Regions from separate parts of the Homo sapiens genome. Here region 1 is linked to region 2. Evidence: read pairs that join two places in POLR2A ChIA-PET (ENCODE). Cell type or tissue: Panc1. All regions are shown on one strand. Links, peaks and the distances in the headings refer to the core of each region. The heading gives the core; the rest is flanking DNA. Region 1 holds the start of LOC124900866 (putative uncharacterized protein encoded by LINC00596). Region 2 overlaps CCNI (cyclin I).

Evidence for each region. ChIA-PET counts read pairs that join two places held together with the same protein. Peaks named below come from ENCODE experiments on the same cell type or tissue, not always from the same donor. Only the 100,000 strongest peaks of a DNase experiment are listed, where the experiment ranks them.
Region 1: POLR2A ChIA-PET joins it to region 2 with 8 read pairs; 3 of 35 experiments call an interaction of 5 or more read pairs at or near these places.

The regions. Positions count from the first base shown.
Region 1 is chr4:76,840,337-76,845,788 of GRCh38, forward strand. LOC124900866 (putative uncharacterized protein encoded by LINC00596) reads left to right here and starts at 1,322. Exons shown (of 3, transcript XM_047416557.1): 1 at 1,322-1,465. The coding sequence starts at 1,322. In Panc1, for the core only: no CTCF peak of the experiment used is centred there; no DNase peak of the experiment used is centred there; H3K27ac peaks cover 612 bases.
Region 2 is chr4:77,050,733-77,056,059 of GRCh38, forward strand. CCNI (cyclin I) reads right to left here. Exons shown (of 7, transcript NM_006835.3): 5 at 5,230-5,327; 6 at 4,418-4,648. Among named protein-coding and RNA genes, the nearest start is that of CCNI, 23 kb to the right of the region's middle. In Panc1, for the core only: CTCF peaks have their summits at 1,743 (motif pointing right) and 1,943; no DNase peak of the experiment used is centred there.

The sequences.
Region 1 (5,452 bases), core at 121-5,120, 210 kb before region 2:
CTCAGCCTCTGTTTTTGTATTTAGAGTGTGTTTCTTTTAGAAGACATGTATGTGTCTTGTTTTTTTTTCCTATCTGATAATCTCTGCTTTTAATTGATGCATTTAGTCCATTTATATTTAATGCAATTGTTGAATTTATAGCAACCATTTTGCTTTTTGTCTCAGCTCTTCTTTGTTCACTTTTTTCTGTTTCCTATTTTCTTTTTTTTTTTTTCTTTTTTCGAGACAGAGTCTCACTCTGTCACCAGGCTGGACTGCAGTAGCACGATTTCAGCTCACCGCAACCTCCACCTCCTGGGTTCAAGCGATTCTCCTGCCTCAGCCTCCCAAGTAGCTGGGACTACAGGTGCACACCACCAGGCCCAGCTAATTTTTGCTTTTTTAGTAGAGACAGGGTGTCACCATGTTGGCCAGGATGGTCTCGATCTCTTGACCTCGTGATCCGCCTGCCTCAGCCCCCCAAAGTGCTGGGATTACAGGCGTGAGCCACCATGCCTGGCCTCTTTTGGATTTTTTTTATTTAATGTCCCTCATTGGTTTATAACTTATTTATTTTATTTTATTTTATTTTTTATTATTTATTTATTTATTTTGGCAATACATACGGTCTTGCTCTGTCATCCAGGCTGGAGTGCAGTGGCACCATCTAGGCTCACTGCAACCTCCGCCTCCCAGGCTAAAGAAGTGATCCTCCCACCTCAGCCTTCTGAGTAGTTGGGACTACAGGCATTCACCACCATGCCTGGCTAGTTTTTGTATTTTTTCTAGAAATAGAGTTTTGCGATGTTGCCCATACTGTTCTGAAACTCCTGGACTCAAGCAAATCTGCCACCTCAACCCCCGAAACTGTTGTGATTACAGGCATGAGCCATTGCACCCGGCCAGTTTATACATCTTTAGTCTATTTTTATGGTGATTGCTCTAGGGTTTACAATATGCATCCTTATCTTATCACAGTCTACCTTCAAATAAAATTGTACTGCTGCATATATCATATTAGACCTTTATAACAATCTGATTTCCCTACTCTGCCTTTGTCATACCTTTTACTTATACATATGTTATTGAACCCAGCTCCATTGGTATTATTTTTTAATACTTGTATCCTCACTATATGTTAATTCCTTAACATATTCACAATATAATTCTCTTAAAGTTCTTGGCTGCTAATTTCATTGTTTATATCATTTCTGGGCCCATTTCTATTCATTGGTTTTCTTCTGGTTAAGGATCACATTTTCATGTTTTCTTTCATGTCTAGTAATGTTTTTATTGGATTTTCACATTGTGAATGTTATGTTTTTCCTTTTCTTTTTTTGAGATGGAGTCTCACTCTGTCGCCCAGGCTAAAGTGCAGTGGCACGATCTTGGCTCACTGCTACTTCCGCCTCCAGGGTTCAAGCAATTCTCCTGCCTCAGCCTCCTAAGTAGCTGGGATTATAGGCATGCACCACCATGCCCAGTTAATTTTTGCATTTTTAGTAGAGACAGGGTTTCACCATGTTGACCAGGCTGGTCTTGAACTCTTGATCTTAAGTGGTCCACCCGCCTCGGCCTCCCAAAGTGCTGGGATTACAGACATGAGCCACCATGCTCGGCCTTTTATGTTTAAAAACTGTAACATTTTATTCTTTTTTTGTTGTTGTTGAGATGGAGTCTCACTCTGTTGCCCAGGCTGGAGGGCAGTGGCATGATCTCAGCTCACTGCAACCTCCGTCTTCCAGGTTCAATCAATTATCCTGCCTCAGCCTCCTGAGTAGCTGGGGTTACAGGCATGCACCACCACACCCAGCTAATTTTATTTATTTATTTATTTATTTATAGTAGAGGCGGGGTTTCACCACTTTGGCCAGGCTGGTCTCGAACTCCTGATCTCAAATGATCCATCTGCCTTGACCTCCCAAAGCACTGGGATTACAGGTGTGAGCCACCATGCCCGGCCTTGTTGTACTTGATTCTTGCAGGCAGTCAACTTGGTTGGGAATCAGCTTAGTCTTTTTTTTTTTTTTTTTTTTTTTTTGTGTGTGAGACAGTATCTAGCTCTCTCACCCAGGCTAGAGTACAGTGTTGTGGTCATAGCCTCAGTCTCCTGGGCTCAAGCAGTCTCCCAAGTAGCTGCAACCATAGGCATATGCCACCACACCTGGCTAATTTTTTAAATTTTTTGTAGAGATGAGAGTCTCACCATGTTGCTCAGGGTGGTCTTGAACCCCTGGGCTCAAGTGATCATCCTGCCCCAGCCTCCCAAAATGTTGGGATTATAGACATGACCAACCATGCCCAGCCTAGCTTAGTCTTTTTGAGGCTTATTTTTAAGCTTTGTTTGGGAGGGCCTAAAGTACCCTCTATTTTATGACCACTCTGGCCTTACCCCTAGGGGGTGGCCTTTTCTGGGCCCTACTGAGTGTCTCTCAACTTTCTGTAAGTTCCAATTATTATTCAGTTTGCAGTTCCCTGGTAGTTTTTCTTTCCCTGATAATTGTTTTATGTGCCCAACGTACGGAGTCTCACCTTACGCATATGCAGTCTGGTATTTGGCTAGAGACTCAAAATGACACCTATGAATACTTATGCAATCCCTTCTCTGGATCCTTTTATTTTTTTTTTTTTAAGATGGAGTCTCGCTCTGTCACCCAGACTGGAGTGCAGTGGCACTATCTCGGCTCACTCCCGAGTAGCTGGGATTACAGGCAGCTGACACCATGCCTGGCTAATGTTTTTATGTGTTTGTTTGTTTGGTTTTGAGACAGAGTCTCGCTCTGTTGCCCAGGCTGGAGTGCAGTGGCCTGATCTCGGCTCACTGCAACCTCCGCCTCCCGGGTTCAAGTGATTCTCCTGCCTCAGCCTCCCGAGTAGCTGGGTGGCACGCACCACCACACCTGGCTAATTTGTTTTGTTTTGTTTTGTTTTTGTATTTTTAGTAGAGACGGGGTTTTGCCATATGGGCCAGACTGGTCTCAAACTCCTGACCTCAGGTGATCTGCCCTCCTCGGCCTCCCAAACTGCTAGGATTACAGGCATGAGCCACCACACCTGGCCTGCATACTCTTTCTCTCTGATAACTTGCCTTATAAATTATTGTTGTCTTGACCTCCCCAAAGTCTGATCTGTGTCTCCTCATTTCAGCGAGGCTATCATACTCTGTTAGTAATCCCTTTTCTTGTACTGTAGTCCAGAAAGCCAGGGAAGCTGGAGGGCTCACTGAATTTGTTTTCCTTCTCTCAGTAATCAAAATTCTGCATGCCTGTTGTCCGATGTCTGAAGATAGTTGTTTCATATATTTTGTCTAGTTTTCTAATTTGTTTTTATTGCTGGAAGGCTAATGAACTACCAGTCATGCTATCATGATCACAGCAGAGTCAGACTGAAGTTTTATTAAATTTTTTTGAGCCTTTATCTCTATTAGATACAATGTTAAAAGCTTTATTTGCATTGTTTTATCTAAACTTCATATAAACCCCACAAATTTGCAGTACTTTTTTTCTTATTATAGACACATAAACTGAGAGTTATGAAGGTTAAGAAACTTGCCCCAAGTCACAGAGCTGGTAAGTCATGAGCCAGGAGCCAGACCTATCTGATTCTTCCCCTTCGTTAAAAAGATTACCTTCCCATTTAATATTCAACGATTATTTTTGCTGATTATAAAAGTAATGCATGATTATTAAATAAATCTTTGAAAATATAAAGATTTATAAAAAGAAAATCTAAAATTCCCATAGTTGCACTACCCAGGGATAGACCTGCTAACATATCTTTCTATTCAAGTTATATATACATATATATGTCTCATATATACACATATGTGAAGGCTAATACTGAGCGTCAACTTGATTGGAATGAAGGGTGCAAAATATTGATCTTGGGTGTGTCCATGAGGGTACTGCTAAAGGAGATTAACATTTGTGTCAGTGGGCTGGGAAAGGCAGACCCACCCTTAACCTGGATGGGCACCATCTAATCAGCTGTCAGTGAGGCCAGAATATAAAGTAGGCAGAAAAATGTGAAAAGGCTAAACTGGCTTAGCCTCTCAGCCTACATCTTTCTCCCGTGCTGGATGCTTCCTACCCTTGAACATCAGACTCCAAGTTCTTCAGCTTTGGAAAGGCTCAGACTGGCTTCCTTGCTCCTCAACTTGCAGACAGCCTGTTGTGGGACCTTGTGATCGTGTTAGTTAATACTACTTAATAAACTTCCATATATATATATCTATAGATATCGATATCGATATCTATATCTATATCTATACCAAGTCACAGAGCTGGTAAGTCATGAGCCAGGATCCAGACCTATCTGATTCTTCCCCTTCGTTAAAAAGATTACCTTCCCATTTAATATTCAACGATTATTTTTGCTGATTATAAAAGTAATGCATGATTATATCTATATATAATATATATAGATATATATAGATATCTATAGATATATATAGCTATATATATCTATAGATATATATATAGATATATATAGCTATATATATCTATAGATATATATAGATATATAGATATATAGATATCCCATTAGTTCTGTCCCTCTAGAGAACCCTAATAAACCATATAAGCAACATAAAGATATTATTACATATGTGCGAATATATATGTATGAGTGTATATATGTGTGTGTCAGAGTTTTTTATCTGTATTACAAAGTTAGGATCCTATGGAATTCTATCATACATTTATCCATACTGTTTTATAACCTGCATTTACCACTTAATAAAGCCTTATAAACATTTGCCTTATAAAATTTTCCGTTAGATATAAACATTCTTTGAGAACAAGAGTTTTTTAGTTTTTATGGCGGAAAATTTCAACCATACTACAAGGAAAGAGAATATCATAATGAACCTTCATGCATTCATTACTTAAAAATTATTAACATTTTCTAATCTTTGAATATAATTTTTAATGGTTGTCTCATATTTTCATGCATAGATGTAGCACTGATAATTTAACCAATTCTGCATTGATGAACATTTGCATTGTCTTTTGTTATTGTGAATAACCCTGTAAAAAGCTCTTTCTGAATAAGTCCTTGTGCAAATACAAAATTATATCCTCAGGATAAATTCCTGGAAACAGAATTACCTGATTAAAGAGGATGAACATTTTAAGGCTTTTGATACATGTTGCCAAAACGCTCACTAGCAAGTTTGTATCAATTTGCTTTATCTCCTCCCATAACAGTGTAGGAGAGTGCCATTTTACCACACTCCCAAACAACTGAGGATTATTCTTCAAACATGTGTTTGCCTATTGGACAGTCTGAATGATACACTGGCATTCTTCCTCCACCACCAGCCACCTTCATGCCTCAAATTAGCTACAGAGAGACTGGCTCTCATAGCAATAAGGTTTACTGGGGGCTGAAAGTCAAAATGAGACTAGAGAACACATTCTTTGTTCTACACACATCCCCTATCAAAATACACACTACCACCTATCCCAAACAT
Region 2 (5,327 bases), core at 283-5,282:
GGTCTTATTATATATCCCAGGGATGTAGAACAAGCTGAAACATGCTAAAAACATTGGAACAAAGCACAGAGAAAGGATGGAGCTTCTGCCAATATTTTAGGAAGCCTAAAAAAAAAAAAATGAAAGAAACTGGGAGTAAAAAAGGGGCTATAGTGTAGAAATTATTTCTAAAAAATAAGTACAGTCATCCCACAGTATCCATGGGGGATTAGTTCTAGGATCCCCCAAAAGATAACAAAACCCAACATGCTCAAGTCTCTTATATAAAATAATGTAGTATTTGCATATAACCCACTCGCATTGTCCTGTATACTTTAAATCATCCCTAGATTACTTATAATACCTAACAGAATGCCTACACATCACTTCATCTGTGTAGATTCAATGTAGTACTCAGCATGCCACAAATTCCAGGTTTTTTTGGAACTCTGTGAAATTTCTTCCTGAATATTTTCAATTCACGGTTGGTTGAATCCAGATGCCAAACCCATGGATATGGAGAGCCAACTGTACCTCGTTTAATGAAATGTTCTTTAGCAAATGAATGATATTTATTGGCCTAAAAAGGTAAAGGTACCACAAATATTCTAATGCCTTGGTCACTGGGCATAATAAATGCCATGGCAGAATCAATACTATGGCAGAATCCTAAAAAGACATGTATTTAAGTAAGAGGAAGACTATGTCACTATAATCTTTCTGTGTGAAAAAACGAAGTAAATAGAGTTATATTTTAGCGGTGGGAGACTGACAAGAAATGATAGAGCTAAAAGACCTTAGAAATTATTCAAAACAAAACCATCCATATGAACTCCACTTCCACCCAAGTCCCAAGTAAGTCTTTTCTCCAAAATAACATCAAAATAAATTCCTTCTAATCTAGTACAATCTGAATTTGTTCTATAAGACACCAAAATAATTTGTTCCTTCTTGAGATCCAGTGGAAGAAACAAAACAAGCACATATACTGGAACTACCAAAACTCTCGACACCAGACAAGTACTCTAATGGAGTTGATAAAAAGGACTTAAATGAACTCTAATTATAAGGTGTCAAGAGAATATGTATTATTTTTTATAACAATAAATGACATAAATGGTAGGTCCAGATGGATCCAGGTTTGATGAACAGCATGAAGCACTGAGGAACCTGCTGGAATAGTCTGACCACAGCCACCTTCAAAAAGAACCAGGAGACTGGTGGGGAGGGGTCTGTTTTTTTGTTTTTTTTTTTTTAAATTTGCTTCTTTTTACTTTTAGATGGTACATGTGCAGGTTTATTAACTAGATATATATTGCATGATGCTGAGGTTTGGAGTACAAGTGATCCTGTCAACCAGGTAGTGAGCACAGTACCCAACAGTTTTTCAACCCTTGCTCCCCTCCCTCCCTCCCCCTTCTAGTAGTCCCCAGTTTCTACTGTTGCCATCTTTATGTCCGCGTGTACCCAACGTTTAGCTCCCACTTGTGAGAACGTGTGGTATTTGGTTTTCTGTTCCTGCGTTAATTCACTCAGGATAATGGCCTCCAGCTGCATCCATGTTGCTGCAAAGGACATGATTTTGTTCTGTTTTATGGCTGCACCTACTCTAGTTTTAAACTAGAACATGTACTTTGACTACTGCCCAGCTAGGAACTACAAAGACCACCACACTAATCTAGGTAGAGTTAACAGCCTGAGTTTATAAGGCTAAGGAGAGAAAGAGGTTTAGCCATCCCAGAATGGTGACCAACAGGTGGCGCAAGAGCTTAAGGGGGTGTAGTGGGAGGTTAACAGGGACAAAAGGAAGATTGCCTTTCAAACCTGGGAACACTCACCATACTTTGTCTCAAAGTGGGGGCTCAGGCAGAACTAGTGAGAGTGGCCTCCTCACAGCACGGTATGTCTGTGATGGACTCTCCTCAAACCAAGACACTGGGAATCATGTCGCAAATAATTTTGGCATGATCTCATCAATCTGATGCAAGACTTTCCTATATTAAAACCAGAAAACTAGGAAGAAATCTGATATTGTGGCCTTGTCACACGTCTAAACACAAAGATATTAGACCTGGTGTTCCCTACCTGAACACAGCAAACTTAGCAAAAACAGAAATGAGTCCTAAAGAACTAGGAGCCATCCATGTTTGGACCACATGGGTTGGTGTTAGAGAACTGCTAGAACAAGTCCCAAAAGTCTCTACCAAGATTTATGACCTTCCTTTTCTTCACTAACTTCCCCACTGCAATTATATACTACATGGGGCATATCTCTTAAAAAGAAAAAAAATTCACTGTATTTCCAGTTTTCAAACTACGTCCAAAGACTACCTACATAATATAATCTAAACCTACACTACATAGGTAGATTTCTAGCTATGGAAGGGAAAACGCTATGTTGAGTGGAGATCTGCCCTTAAACACAAGTATAGCTCCGTTCTTCTATTCTATATTCTGGGATTGTGTGTGTACAAGATTTTCTTTGGGGAAGGGGGACTGGGAAAGGGTTCCACTTCTAAAACAAATTATGAAAACCACTGAACTAGAATTTTTAAGGTTTGTGTGGTATGAAAAAAAGCATTGGTTCTTTTAAATCACTACTAAGTAGCTCTACACGGCTCTAAGAAAGTCTCCAGTTCCCTACACCAGAGCTATAAAATAAAGGAGGTGAATGAAATAACTTCTCCAAAGATTCTGTCAAATCCCAGGTTTGCAATACTCCTTCAGCTAAGAAGAAAAAAAAGTTTCAGTGAATACTCTCTTCCTCTAGCACCAGAAAACTTACAAAAGAGTATCAGATTTTCCAGTGTTTTTCACTAGGAAAACATGATCTCAAAGCTACAGAATACACATGCTATTTACAACATTATTATTTATGCTTCAAAATCTGTCCTCTGACACTAACACTTTAAAGCAATCTTTTTCTGTACTATCTTGAGAGTAAGCACAGAGAATAAGTCAGAAGGCATTTAGAGAGATGTCATTTGTTCCAATAAAAATAATGTAATGTAGGAGGTTTTCTATTAAGCCTATTCCTCTACTTCACAGTCTAATGTGAGTGATTAATATTCAACTTTTCTTTCTAACACTCCAGGGTGAGCAAAGTAAATTTTCTGTGTCATATTATTCATTTAAATGGTGGTTTATCATAATTTCTAAAAATTCTAAGTAGCAACTACCTCCTAGGATTTATTCTCATTACAGCATTTAATTATTTTAATCTAAGACAATTAAGATATCCCTTCAAAACAAAAAACAGCCCATGTTACACTACATAGGTAGATCTCTAGCTAACATACTGCTCTGATCATCAACCTTTTTATGAAAAGACTGAGCTCCCCTCTGCTCACAAACTAGAGCCTAAAATTCTTGGAAGCACTGACATACTTGTTTAAAAAAAAAATTATTTTTTTGCCTGGTTCATTTTCTTCAGACATACTTCTTAAAATGTTTGCTATAAGATCAATTATAACTTTCTTAGAAAAACACCAAATTCAACTATTATGTTTTTCTTTTATAATAATCTAAATTTTTAGCTCAATAACTGCAGTTCTTTGCTACAATTAGTTTATTGCAAAATGTTAAGCTTAGAATTTCACAATCTTCTAAGTAAAATCCAATAAAACAAATCAGAATAACTACTGTTAAATAAGAATAAATAGCCATATAAAGGGAAAGTAGGTTCATGAGTCTTTTATGGATTCAGGTGGCAGGAAAATGGTCTGCAGCAGATCTAAACTCGGTAAGTTCTATTTGGTGACATGAATAGAACCAGTAAGCCTTCTCTCAAAGTAGTTGCTAACATACAGCACTCTCACCAACTTTCCATTTGAATGAGAATTTTCTCCACTGAACCTTTACATTTTACTTAGGTAGTTGATAATTTATCAACCTATACATTTTATAATAATCTGTAGATACAAGTTACAAACTAATCTTAGGTAATAATGGAACTGCCAGGGAAAAACCTCTTTCAGAAAAGTGGCTTCTACCTGCCAGTTTGGTATAAATACTTCACTTACTAGCCAACAATAAATTATTTGCTTGTCTAAAAAGCAACTTATTCTAATTTTTGTTCCTGACATCCGTTATAAAATGAGTGAAGTAAAGAAGTACTACATTAAAACCTACAGATGTAGCTAGGAAGTTTCTTTACAAAAAACTAAAGGACAATATGGTATTGACAATCTTATGAACATTTTAGAATTCTTAAAAATAAGAGAAATGGTTAAAAGGAATCTTAAAAATACTATATAAGTTTTATATGAAAAAAAGAGATCACCTAGCCCGTAAATTTAAAATATATACTTTACTCTTGTCTACTCTTAAGAATGGTTTGCCATTACAACATGAGAAATGTCTTTTAGTTTGGTAACTCTATGTATTCCAATAATAGAAAAACTTAAAAAGAACACTATTTAATTAGACTGACACCTACCTGTGCTTTCTGAAGCAGTTCAATTGTAAGAGAAAGCCAATCAGGAATGAGTTTCTCCATTTCCAGACTAACCATGGCCAGAGCAAGCATGGATCCTCTGAATTGCAGAAGTTGGTTGCAGGCCATACAGTGAAGTAGTTGCTTGGTAAGGACTGCCAAATGTTGAGATGGGCTCAATTTGGGCAAACTGAAAAGTAACTGAGGCCTAGTTGACACTGCAATGGCATGGAACTGAAAATCACAAGAACATCATTTTAACTTTATTTAAATATCTGGGAAATTACATATAGAAATTGATGCAACCTATTCAATTTCTTTTTTTTTTTTTTTTGAGACAGAGTCTCACTCTGTTGCCCAGGCTGGAGTGCAGTAGCATGATCTCAACTCACTGCAACATCCGCCTCCTGGATTCAAGCAATTCTCCTGCCTGCCTCAGCATCCTGAGTAGCTGCGATTACAGGCGCCTGCCACCATGCCCGGCTAATTTTTGTATTTTTAGTAGAGACAGGGTTTCACCATGTTGGCCAGGCTGGTCTCAAATTCCTGACCTCAAGTGATCCGCCTGCCTCAGCCTCTCAAAGTGCTGGGATTACAGGCGTGAGCCACCGCGCCCAGCCTAACCTATTCAATTTCTAAGTCTGCGAATTAAGCTTCAGTGATATGACATATATACTAATTTATAATTTTTCCTTGGATATCAAGTTTTCTTTTTCCTATTTCCAGTACAAAATAAATGAGTAGGCAATCTATTTTTTAATTTACTGAAAACTACACACTCAAATAAGAAACTAAAAGACTTCAGGTATATTTACAATATGAAGAAAATCCAATGGTGTGGCTGTGTGAAGATCCCAATTCAACTTATCCAGAATAATTCTCTCCATTCTCAAAATTTCAGATGAGGAACATC